Linked DNA regions of Homo sapiens: region 1 is linked to region 2. A link is an interaction called in ENCODE POLR2A ChIA-PET data of the cell type or tissue named here. Cell type or tissue: Panc1. All regions are shown on one strand. Links, peaks and the distances in the headings refer to the core of each region. The heading gives the core; the rest is flanking DNA.

Evidence for each region. ChIA-PET counts read pairs that join two places held together with the same protein. Peaks named below come from ENCODE experiments on the same cell type or tissue, not always from the same donor. Only the 100,000 strongest peaks of a DNase experiment are listed, where the experiment ranks them.
Region 1: POLR2A ChIA-PET joins it to region 2 with 8 read pairs; 3 of 35 experiments call an interaction of 5 or more read pairs at or near these places.

What each region holds. Positions count from the first base shown.
Region 1 is chr4:53,941,071-53,947,160 of GRCh38, forward strand. No RefSeq gene overlaps it. Among named protein-coding and RNA genes, the nearest start is that of CHIC2, 120 kb to the right of the region's middle. In Panc1, for the core only: no CTCF peak of the experiment used is centred there; a DNase peak (open chromatin) is centred at 2,791.
Region 2 is chr4:54,188,783-54,194,872 of GRCh38, forward strand. No RefSeq gene overlaps it. Among named protein-coding and RNA genes, the nearest start is that of PDGFRA, 37 kb to the right of the region's middle. In Panc1, for the core only: no CTCF peak of the experiment used is centred there; no DNase peak of the experiment used is centred there.

The sequences.
Region 1 (6,090 bases), core at 1,580-4,079, 250 kb before region 2:
CATCTATAAGGAACTTAAATTTACACGGACAAAGAAAAAAAAAAAATTAAAAAGTGGGCAAAGGACATGAATAGACACTTTTCAAAAGAAGACATAGCTGGGCGTGGTGGTTCAAACCTGTAATCCCAGCACTTTGGGAGGCCAAGCAGGGTGGAGCACTTGAGCCCAGGAGTTCAAGACCAGCTTGGCCGACATGGCAAAATCCCATCTCTACTAAAAATGCAAAAAGTAGCAGGGTGTGGTGGCACACATCTGTAATCCCAGCTACGCAGGAGGCTGAGGCATAAGAATTGCTTGAACCTGGGAGGTGAAGGTTGCGGTGAGCTGAGATCGCAGCCTGGGTGACAGAGTGAACTCTGTCTCGAAGAAAAAAAAAAGACATACAGGCAGCCAAAAAGCATATGAAAAAAACTCAGTATCACTGCTCATTAGAGAAATGCAAATCACAGTGAGATACCATCTCAGACCAGTCAGAATGGCTATTACTAAAGTCAAAAATGCTGGCAAGGTTGCAGGGAAAAGGGAATGCTTATACACTGTTGGTGGCAGTGTAAATTAGTTAAACCATTGTGGAAGACAGTGTGGTGATTCCTTAAAAAGCTAAAAACAGAACTACCATCTGATCTAGCAATCCAATTACTGAGTATATACCCATGGAATATAAATCTTTCTACCATAAAGACACATGTACCCATATGTTCATTGCAGCGCTATTCACAATAATAAAGACATGGAATCAACCTAAATGCCCATCAGCGGTAGACTAGATGAAGAAAACGTGGTACACATACACCATGGAATACTATGCAGCCACAAAAAACAACAAGATCATGTCCTTTGCAGGAACATGGATGGAGCTGGAGGCCATTATCCTTAGCAAACTAACACACGAACAGAAAACCAAATGCTGCATGTTCTCACTTATAAGTGGGAGCTAAATGATGGGAACACATAGACACATAGAGGGGAACAACGCACACCGGGGTCTACTGGAGGGTGGAGGGTGGGAGAATGTAGAGAAGCAAAAAAAATAACCCTTGGGTACTAGGCTTAGCACCTGAGTGACAAAATCATCTGTGCACCAAACCCCGTAACACAAGTTTACCTATGTAACAGACCTACACATATACCTCTGAACCTAAAATAGAAGTTAAACATAAAAGAACACCAACTCTGGAGGCAGACTAGTTTTCAATCCCAGCTCCAAAATTGACTGTCTCTGTAACCTTGGGCAACTTACTTCTCTGTGCCTCAGTTTTCTCAGCTGGAATATGGGGATAATAATACAGTTGATGTGAGAATTAAACCAGCATCTGGCAGTATATAAGTGTTACTTATTATTTCACCATCACTGCTTTTCTTTTAAAAGTAAATAAAAACAGGAACTTACAATTTAGTTGGGGGTGGTGGGCAGGATAATATGGACAACTCATACTAATGTCTCTTCTATAAATCTGATTATTTTTGCTTTTGTTTTTTAAGCAAGACATAGCTTACACAGAACATATAAAAGAAGAAATATTTATTGAAGCACTCTGCCAAGTGCTTTACTTAATTATATTAATTAATCCTCCAAAAACTCAATGAGATAGATATCATTATCCCTAATTTGCAGATGAGGAAACTAAGGCTGGGAGGCCTTAATTAACTTGCCCACAGTTCCACAGCTAGTAAGTTGCAGGGCAATGATTTGAGCTCGAGTCTCATTCTAATTCTTAAGTCCTTTTGCCACACCATCAAGCACCCAAAGAGTTTCAAAAGCAGTTACTCACTGTTTTTAACCCACAATTAAAACTGTTGATGTGCAGAGTAAACCATTCCTCTGCCAGGCGTCCTCAAAACCCCATCCAGCTGACTTACTAAGAAACTGAAAGGTAGTGTCATTAGAGAAGGTCACAGAGGCTGGGCATAGTGGCTCACACCTATAATCCCAGCACTTTGGGAGACCAAAGTGCGTGGATCACCTGAGGTCAGGAGTTTGAGACCAGCCTGGCCAACATGGTGAAACCCCATCTCTACTAAAAATACAAAAGTTAGCATGGTGGCGGGTGCCTGTAATCCCAGCTACTCAGGAGGCTGAGGCAGAAGAATCACTAGAACCCACGAGGCGGAGGTTGCAGTGAGCTGAGATCGCACCACTGCACTCCAGCCTGGTGACAGAGCTGCACTCCAGCCTGGTGACAGAGTGAGACTCCATCTCAAAAAAAAGAAAGAAAGAAAAAAGAGAAGATTACAGAAACACTAGGAAAATCTTGGTTGACAGCAACTATCTTTTTAAATCTCCCAGGCTGTGCCCAAGCTCTGGGGGATTTCATAAATCCTTAGCTAACTTGGGACACCTGGCTACAGGGATTCACAGGAATATGTCAGATTCCGATGTGTTTATTATACACTTACTGGGCTCCCAAAGACACTCTCCTGGAGCTCCTATTCACTAACCAGACAAGTATGAGTTTGGGACTAATCCATTTATCAAATAGAATAGCCTAAATTTGTACCAGGCAGATGCTGTGTAGATTTCTTTCTTTTCATTGGGTATTCAGCAATGGGCAAGAATTTTGAGGTCTTGGTCCACAGTTGCTCAGAAGTTCCCATTCCCCAGAAGCATGACAGAGTCTTGGGGAAGAGTGACTGCTCTGTGACTTAAAGAAAGTTGTAGCCAGATTTGGATAATGTCCAAGTCTTTACAACTAATCTCCTCCTCTTCTCTTCTAGATGCCATCAACCAAAGGGTGTTTAGAAATGTGTTAATAATTCCCAGGAGAAATTGGCCAGGATTACCTAGTCATGACTAATGAAGCTGTCATCTGCCTTTCCTTCCTGCTGTTTAATAATGCCTTCTAAAGAGTGCTTTATGAAGATGGATAGTATTATAATGCTGCACTCAAGAAACTGGCACAATGTCAATGAAAACAGAGGCCAGCTTATTTTGCATGCCACTCTATTTTTCATTACGCTCCACAATAACTTGTTATTAAATGAAAATGAATTTGCCATTAGGGACTAGGTACTATTTAATAACTGTTCAGCAATGTTTCATGATTTAATTTTTTTTTTTGTAACTAGTGCAGCAGCCATGTAAGTAAATGTCATTCGGGATTAAATGAGGTTGAATTTTCTAGAACAATCTTAAAGGTTTCATGGAACTTAGTCATTAAAACTGGATGTGGTTTGAAGCTTGGTTTACTAAATCCTAACTTTGAATTGACCATCTTCAAAACAGGAAGAGTGAGGAAGACTCTCTCCATGAGTACTCTCAGAAAATGACATAGAAAGTAAGCATCGTGCCTTATAGAGAATTCCTAGAAGGGGTAGGGGACTTACCGGACAGCAGTCTCCTCAGTAGCCTCCCCAAAGAGTATGTCTCAATCAAGATAGTCAATGCTATTTTGGAATAACAAATAAACCCCAAATTTTAGTGGCTTCAAATGATAAAGGTTTGTTTCTTGCTTGTGCCACACATCCACTGCAGGGCTGTATGTCTGTCATGGGTTATCTTGAAAGCCAGGATGATCAAGCACCCACTATCTGGAATGATGACAGAGGGCAAAAAGAGCTCTGGAGGGTCTCAAATCAGCCATTAAAAGCTTGATCTTGAACTGGTCCCATGACCCCAACCCAAGAAGTGGGAGAGGGCCAAGAATTATAATTTTACTGTGTACTCAAAAGGCAGAAATAGCATATCTAGTGATCAGTCCTAGTGGGTACTAATGTGAGATCAAAATGAGGATTTCATTACAAGTCTAAAGATTCAAAAGTGCCTCTTGCATTCTGAGAGAAACCTCTACTTTCCCAGACTCACCTTTTCGCTGTGGTCACAGACATCCAGGCAGCCTCGCTTCTTTCCTGAAAGTCGGACGTTCCCATGGTCCCTCCTCTTCAAGGAATCAGCCATCCCAGGACTCGTTAACACCAAGTGATCTGTAACTTTAATTCATGTCAATCTGGTTATGTACTTGAAAATTGCCAGGATATTTTTGAATTATCAGTATCATTAAAGCTCAGACACATGTGGATAATGAACAATCCTTCCCCTTCACCTATAAAAATCCAAAGCTGACATTGAATTTATGCTATTTAACATAAAATTTCTTGGCATTTTTTAAACAAACTGTATAAGGACTGAATTACTGCACAAAGTATTGCCTGCTTTTCGAAGACTGAGACCACATGATTTAAATGTAACAATTTTTTTTTTTTTGAGATGGAGTCTTACTCTGTCGCCCATGCTGGAGTGCAGTGGTGTGATCTCAGCTCACTGCAACCTTGGCCTCCAGGGTTCAAGCAATTCTTCTGCCTCAGACTCCTGAGTAGCTGGGATTACAGGTGCACACCACTATACCCAGCTAATTTTTGTATTTTTAGTAGAGACTAGGTTTCACCAAGTTGGCCACACTGGTCTCGAACTCCCAACTTCAAGTGATCCACCTGCCTCAGCCTCCCAAAATGCTGGGAATACAGGCGTGAGACACCATGCCCGCCTATAACAATTTTCTACACAGCCATGGTGTGTGTGTGTGTGTGTGTGTGTGTGTGTGTGTGTATAGGTTTTCATCCATGGTTTCTGGATCATAACCCCCATAGTCTTTTGTTATAATGTTGGGGTGCTGTAGGCCTCAGCAGCAGGTCTCAGGAAACAGAATCTCTCTCTCTGACCTTCCCCTGTCCTCCTTTCATCTGCCTAAGGCAGGACTCGAAACTGATTGTAGGTCAGAAGCCCCTCATTCCAGAGGGGTCCAGCCCCATACCCTAGAGGAAGGAAGGCTGCACAGAGAGGCCAAGAAAAGCCTAAACACACAGGCCTTGCTGGGTTTAGATTATGTGCTTTTTGTCCAATCACATTTCTACATGGTTGTCTATCATGCCTATGTAATGCAGTCTCCATAAAGACCCAGGAGGACAGGGTTTGGAAAGCTTCAGGATAGTGGAACTCAGGAGGTTCCTGGAGGGTGGGGGCCTCTGGTGGGGGGTGAAAGCTCTGTGGCCCTTTCCCCATACCTTACCCTATGCATCTCTTCATCTGTATCCTTTGTAATATTCATTATAATAAACCAGTAAACATGTTTCCCTGGGTTCTGTGAGCCACTCCAGCAAATTAATCAAACCCAAAGAGGGAATCGTGAGAACCTCAACTTGAAGCCAGTCAGTCAGAAGTTCTGGAGGCCTGGACTTGTGACTGGGGTCTGGAGGTGGCAGAGTGGGGGCAGTTTTGGGGACTGAGCTCTCACTCTGTGGGATCTGATGCTACTTCCAGCATCAATGTCTGCTGCTTGGTGTGTGGGGAAAACCCCCCATGCCTTTGGTCACAGCTTTCTTCTGTGTTGATGGTTGTGGTGGTGGTGTGAGAGCAGAGGAGAAACAGTTTGAAGAGTTTTCCCCAAATAACTGAGGATGGTGAATACAAAAGAACTTGTATAATTTAAGGAGCCTCTCAAATGGCCTATTAAGTATTCTGTGTGATACTTTGTATTAAGAGCGATCCTCACTGAATCGTGAAATTAAAGCCTAAGTGTATCCTTAGAGAAGAACAACTATTTCCGAACCATATTATTAACGGTTTCCTTATTATATTAGTCTGGGTTCCCCTAGAAGCACATCCCAAGACAGAATGAGTACAAGTGATTGATTCAGGAAGTGATCCCAGGAAGTCAGGGAGGGGAATGGGACAGTGAGCCAGGAAAGAGCATAAGCCCAATATGGTGCACATTCATGAGAAGGAGACCACTGTGGGCAGCTGGAGTGCAGGCTAATTGGCAACTGATAACTGCTGGGTGGGTGGAGGTATCCTACCAGAGGGGTGAGGCAGCCAGTTGTATGTACTGCAATCCTCATTTGTCATTGGTGAGGACTGTCCCCTCAGTCAAAGGGGATCATGGGAATCATGGAAGAGTTGCTCCCAAAATCTACATGGAGAAGTACGTCTGTGTAGCAAAGGAGTGGACCGTGGTGGCCATGAGAAAGCTCCTCACAAACCTCCAACCTCAGAGAATATCATTGATTAAGGGCCCCAGCAGCTGCTCCCTGAAATTGATGTGCTAAGGCAGACCCTTTCCTGGAAAATGCAGGGCTCCTCTTACAGCAAATTGTGCT
Region 2 (6,090 bases), core at 1,199-3,698:
TGGGAGGCTGAGGTGGGTGGATCGCGAGGTCAGGAGCTCGAGGGCAGCCTGGCCAATATGGTGAAACCCTGTCTCTTTTAAAAATACAAAAAAAATTAGCCAGGCATGGTGGCACACGCCTGTAGTCCCAGCTACTATGGAGGCTGAGACAGGAGAATCACTTGAACCCAGGAGACAGAGGTTGCAGTGAGCCAAGATTGCGCCACTGCACTCCCGCCTGGGCAACAGAACAAGACTCCATCTCAAAAAAATAAAAATAAAAATAAATAAAATTAAAATAAATACATAATTTTCTTTCTCCTAACAAATTCTTCTCTGTCTGTTTCATTGACTCCTTTGACTACCAAATTCTGACATCAAACTGCATGGGATCAGGTGGATCTGGGTTCAAGATCTAGTTCTTTACTTGTGAGTTCTGTTAACATGACAAGTTATTTGATTCCCCTGAACCTTAGCTTTCTGGTCTGCAGTACTGAGTTAACAACACTTACTTACACTGTACCATAACGACTGGGAGAGAAATATTTCAAATATTTAAGGCAGCTGTTGGAAGAAAGCAAGCCTTATTAAAAGGAAGTTATAGTTATGACTGTGGTTCATCATATCTTAGGGCTTCAACTTTCATTTCCATGCAGCTTGACAGACTGCAGCCTCAAGTACTCTTTCTACTTCTATGACCTAATTTCTAATTGCTGCCTTTCCCAGGTTGTCTTCTAGCTCTATCAGTGAAAAATACTAGAGGATGAGGTGGCTCACGTCTCTCATCCCAGCACTTTGGGAGGCCAAGGTGGAAGGATCCCTTGAGCTCAGGAGTTTGAGATTAGCCTGGGCAACATAATGAGACCTCATCTCTACAAAAAATTAAAAAATTAGCCAGGCATGGTGGCACACACCTGTTATTCCAGCTACTCGGGTGGATAGCAGGATCGCATGAGCCCAGGAAGTTGAGGCTGCAGTGAGCTGTGATCATGCCACTGCACTCCAGTGTGGGTGACAGAGTGAGTTCCTGTCTCAAAAACAAATTTAAAAAATTAAAATTAAAAATATTTAAGGCCAGGCACAGTGGTTCACACCTGTGATCCTTGCATTTTGGGAGGCCGAGGGGGGTGGATCACCTGAGGTCAGGAGTTCCAGACTAGCCTGGCCAACATGGTGAAACCCCGTCTCTACTAAAAATGCAAAAAATTAGCCGGGTGTGGTGGTATGCACCTGTAATCCCAGCTACTTGGGAGGCTGAGGCAGGAGAATCGCTTGAACCCAGGAGGCGGAGGTTGCAGTGAGCCAAGATGGCACCACTGAGCTTCTAGCCTGGGCAACAGAGCAAAACTCTGTCTGAAAAACAAACAAAAAAACAATTTAAGGCCAGGCGCGGTGGCTCATGCCTATAATCCCAGCACTTTGGGAGGCCGAAGCGGGTGGATCACGAGGTCAGGAGTTCGAGATCAGCCTGGTCAACATGGTGAAACCCCATCTCTACTAAAAATACAAAAAATTAGCCAGGCGTGGTGGTGCATGCCTGTAATCCCAGCTACTCAGGAGGCTGAGGCAGGAGAATCACTTGAACCCAGGGGGTGGAGGTTGCAGTGAGCCCAGATCATGCCATTGAACTCCAGCCCCGGAGACAGAGCAAAACTCCATCTCGAGAAAAAAAAACAACAAAAAAAAAGCAATTTAAGACCAAAGCTATCATCTTCTCCTCAAACTAAATCTAAGAAACAGTGTCTCCTCCTAGGTAACAGGATTCTCAGGAATCCAGGTTGAAACACTCCTGGCTAGCTTTGACTTATTCTCTGATTCTTCTGTCTCCCCATCCACATCTAATCAGTTCCAAATCTGACTCATTTTCTATGGTATGGTTGTTGATTTTCCTTCCTCTTGTATTGATTCCCAGTGCCACTGCTCTTCCCGCTTCTGCCCACCCCCTAACCCCCCGGCTCCCATCTCAGTGTCTCATAAGCTTGTACCCGGGCTATTCCAGTAGTCTTTTTACTGACTCCTCAACCCACAAGATCTTTTGTGCCTGCTTTTGCCGGATTAATTTCCTAACGCAAGACTCAAAAAGACCTTCAGAAACAAATAAGGCACAAACTCATTGGTCCGACTTTCAAGGCTAAAGGTTCAAGACTTTCGAAAATGACTTAGCCCACATCATTTGATTGCTTAATAAGTGCTTCTTGAGTATTCAGATTCAAGCAATTCCTTGAGAAATACTATGATTATTTCCTCAATTCAAATCAGGATTGGCTGGGCATGCCTGTAATCCCAATACTTTCGGAAGCCAAGACAGGGAGGACTGCTTGAGGCCAGGAGTTCAAGACCAGCCTTGGCAACATAGTGAGACCCCCATATCCATAAACAATAAAAATTAGTCAGGTGTGGTGGTGCACCTGTAGACCCTGTTACTCTGGAGGCTGAGGCAGGAGGATAGCTTGAGCCCAACATTTTGAGGCTACAGTGAGCCATGATTGCACCACTGTACTCCAGCCTTAGTGACAGACTATCTCCAAAACATTTAAAAAATCAGGATTTTGTCCCCACCTTCCAATAACATTCCTGTTTGCAAGTTCACCTATAAGCTTACATTCCCAAATCCAATGCTACTCTTTTTTTTTTTTTAGACGGAGCCTCACTCTGTCACCCAGGCTGGAGTGCAGTGGTGCGATCTCAGCTCACTGCAACCTCCGCCTCCCAGGTTCAAGTGATTCTGCTGCCTCAGCCTCCTGAGTAGCAGGGATTACAGGTTCGAGCCACCATGCCTGGCTAATTTTTGTATTTTTAGTACAGATGGGGTTTCAACATGTTGGCCAGACTGGTCAGGTGATCTGCATGCCTTGGCCTCTCAAAGTGCTGAGATTACAGGTGTGAGCCACTGTGGCTGGCCCCAGTGCTACTCTTCTTTGCATTCATGCTATCCCACCTCTTGACTGTAGGGCCTCACCCTCCTTTACACATTTCCTCTCCTCTGCCACAAGGAATGGATCAAGAATGGTTCCAAAGTATTTGATCTGAGCAACCAGAAGAATGCAGGTCTGAATATGGAAAGGAATGGGAATGAGCTGGAAATATGAAAATGGGATGCTTGATTGAGGCTATAGAAAAAGGCTTAAGAAAATATTAAGAAAGACAAAATCCAGAGAGGCCCATGGGAGTGTATGGTTAAGATAGGGTAGAGACAAAATTATTAAAGGTGAGGAGATTAAGAAAATGAGCTGTGTGTGGTAATACATCCCTGTGGTCCCAGCAACTCCAGGGGCTGAGGCAGGAGGATCCCTTGAGCCCAGGAGTTCAAACCCAGGGGTTTGAGGCCAGCCTGGACAACATAGCCAAGCTTCCACCTCTAAAAAAAAAAAAAAAAAAAAGAAAGAAAGAAAAGAAAAGAAAAGAAAAAACGAGGCTGAGGGCTGGGTCCAGTGGCTCACACCTGTAATCCCAGCACTTTGGGAGGCTGAGGCAGGCAGATCAGTTGAGGTCAGGAGTTTGAGACCAGCCTGGCCAACATGGTGAAACTCCATCTCTACCAAAAAATACAAAAATTAGTTGGGCATGGTGGCATGCGCCTGTGGTCCCAGCTACTCGGGAGGCTGAGGTAGGAGGATCACTTGAGCCCCAGAGGTGGAGGTTGCAGTGAGCTGAAATTGCCCTGCTGCACACCAGCCTGGGTGACAGAGCAAGACTCCATCTCAAATAAATAAATAGGCTGGGTGCATGGCTCATGCCTGTAATCCCAGCACTTTGGGAGGCTGAGCTGGTAGATCACCTGAGGTCAGGGGTTCGAGACCAGCTTTGCTAACATGGAGAAACCCGTGTCTACTAAAAATACAAAAATTAACCAGGCATGGTAGCGGGCACCTGTAGTCACAGCTACTCAGAAGGCTGAGGCAGGAGAATCTCTTGGACCCGGGAGGCAGAGGTTGCAGTTAGCCAAAATTGCACCACTGCACTCCAGCCTGGGTAACAGAGCGAGACTCCATCATCAGAAAAAAAAAAAAAAAAGAAGAAATTAATATTGACATTGCTAGTATCTCATATTCATACCCCATTCAAGTTTTGCCACTTAGATCAAAAGGATTCAATGCCAAATCAAGCATTATGTTTAGTTTATCATGTTCCTTTAACCTACTCCATTATAGAAAGTTTCCTTGGTTAGTGCCTCTGCCCGGCCGCCAACCGTCTGGGAAGTGAGGAGCGCCTCCGCCTGGCCACTGCCCCGTCTGGGAAGTGAGGAGCGCCTCTGTCTGGCTGCCAACTGACTGGGATGTGAGGAGCGCCTCTACCCGGCTGCCAACCGTCTAGGAAGCGAGGAGCAGGCGCCTCTGCCTGGCTGCCAACCGTCTGGGAAGTAAGGAGCGCCTCTGCCCAGCCACCCCATCTGGGAAGTGAGGAGCGCCTCTGTCCGGCCATTGTGCAACCTTCCAAGTGTGAAGTGACAGCCTTGTGTGTGATCTTTTCTGTCTTCCCCAAGTTTGCATTTTCGACATTAAAGTTTACTTTTTAATTAAAAGTTTTAAATTGGAGAATATATACATAAAAAAGAAAGATTCCTTGGTCTTCTATTGACTTTTATGACCCTGATAATTTTGAAGCTTGTAGTTAGCTTATTTTGTAAAATGCCCTTCAATTTGGGTTTTTCTGATATTTCCTTGTGATTAGATTCATGTAGCAGGATGATCACAGAAGTGATGTCGTGTACTTCTCATTGTATGGTACCAATGGTGCACAGTTTCAATTTGTCCCATTACTGATGTCAAAAGACAAAATCATGAGTTTAGTTATAGACCTAATTGGCTTTTATTTGGAATTTATGAGTTAAGATAGCCTCTATTCTACAAAATAGAAGAATAGATTGGCAGGGGGCAAAAGAGAAGTGGGTTTTGTAAGGTGAGAACAAGGAAACAGAACAATAGAAATAAAGCTGATTGACCAATGTCAAGTTACTTCAGGTTACTTTTTTCCCTTTTCTTTCTTTCTTTTTTTTTTTTTTTTTTGAGACAAAGTCTCACTCTGTAGCCCAGCTGGAGTGCAGTGGCATGATCTTGGCTCACTGCAACCTCCTCCTCCTGGGTTCCAGCGATTCTCATGCCTCAGCCTCCACAGTAGCTGGGACTACAGGTGTGTGCCACCACACCCGGCTAATTTTTGTATTTTTAGTAGAGGTGGGGTTTCGCCATGTTGGCCAGGCTGGTCTCAAACTCCTGGTCTCAAACGATCCACCCACCTCGGCTTCCCAAAGTGCTGAAATTACAGACATGAGCTACCACACCCAGTCCAGATTACCTTTTTGTAAGGGTTAAAGCAGAGGGGACTTCCTTATCATGCTGTATAAAACTGGCCTGTTTAGGGATTTGGCTATTTTTCTTTCCTGATTTCTTGGAAGGTCAGATAAACAACTTAGTTTTGGCTTGGTTTAACTCCATTTTGGTCTGTTAGGCCTAGGGTAGGAGCCCAGTCTGAACCAATGCCCTCCTATTAAGTTTTATTTAATTAACACTGATGATGTTCATTTTGTATAATTTTTTTAACACACTCTAAGAAACCAGAATAATGTTGTTGTTTTAGAGATAGGATCTTGGTCTGTCACTCAGGCTGGAGTCTAGTGACATGATCGCAGTTCACTGCAGGCTCAAACTCTTGGGCTCAAGCAATGATGATGTTCAGCTGGATCACATGATTACTGTGGTGTCTGCCCGCTTTTTCACTGTAAAGAGACTCTCTTTTCCTTTATAATGAATAACTATGTAAATGTCCCATCCCTTCAAACTCTTAATTTACTCATGTTTTAATGTACATCTGAATGGGCTCATGATTTCTATTTTAGCAAATAGATTATAATTTGTTACTATAATTATTTAATTTAATGTTCAAATCCTGACCACACCGGCCAGGGGAAGCCCATTCAAGTTCACTTCTGTGTCCTTTGACAGATCCTCATCATTGTTGGAGTACTGTCTTGATTTCTGGTACAAGATGTTCCAGGCTCATCGTGTGCATTCTCAGTCTTAACTCTAGAATCTGCCAGCTCTCCAAGAAGTCCTCATTCCTTTTAGTGAAAAACAATATTTAGAAACCAGATCTGAGCACTAGGTGTGTTCA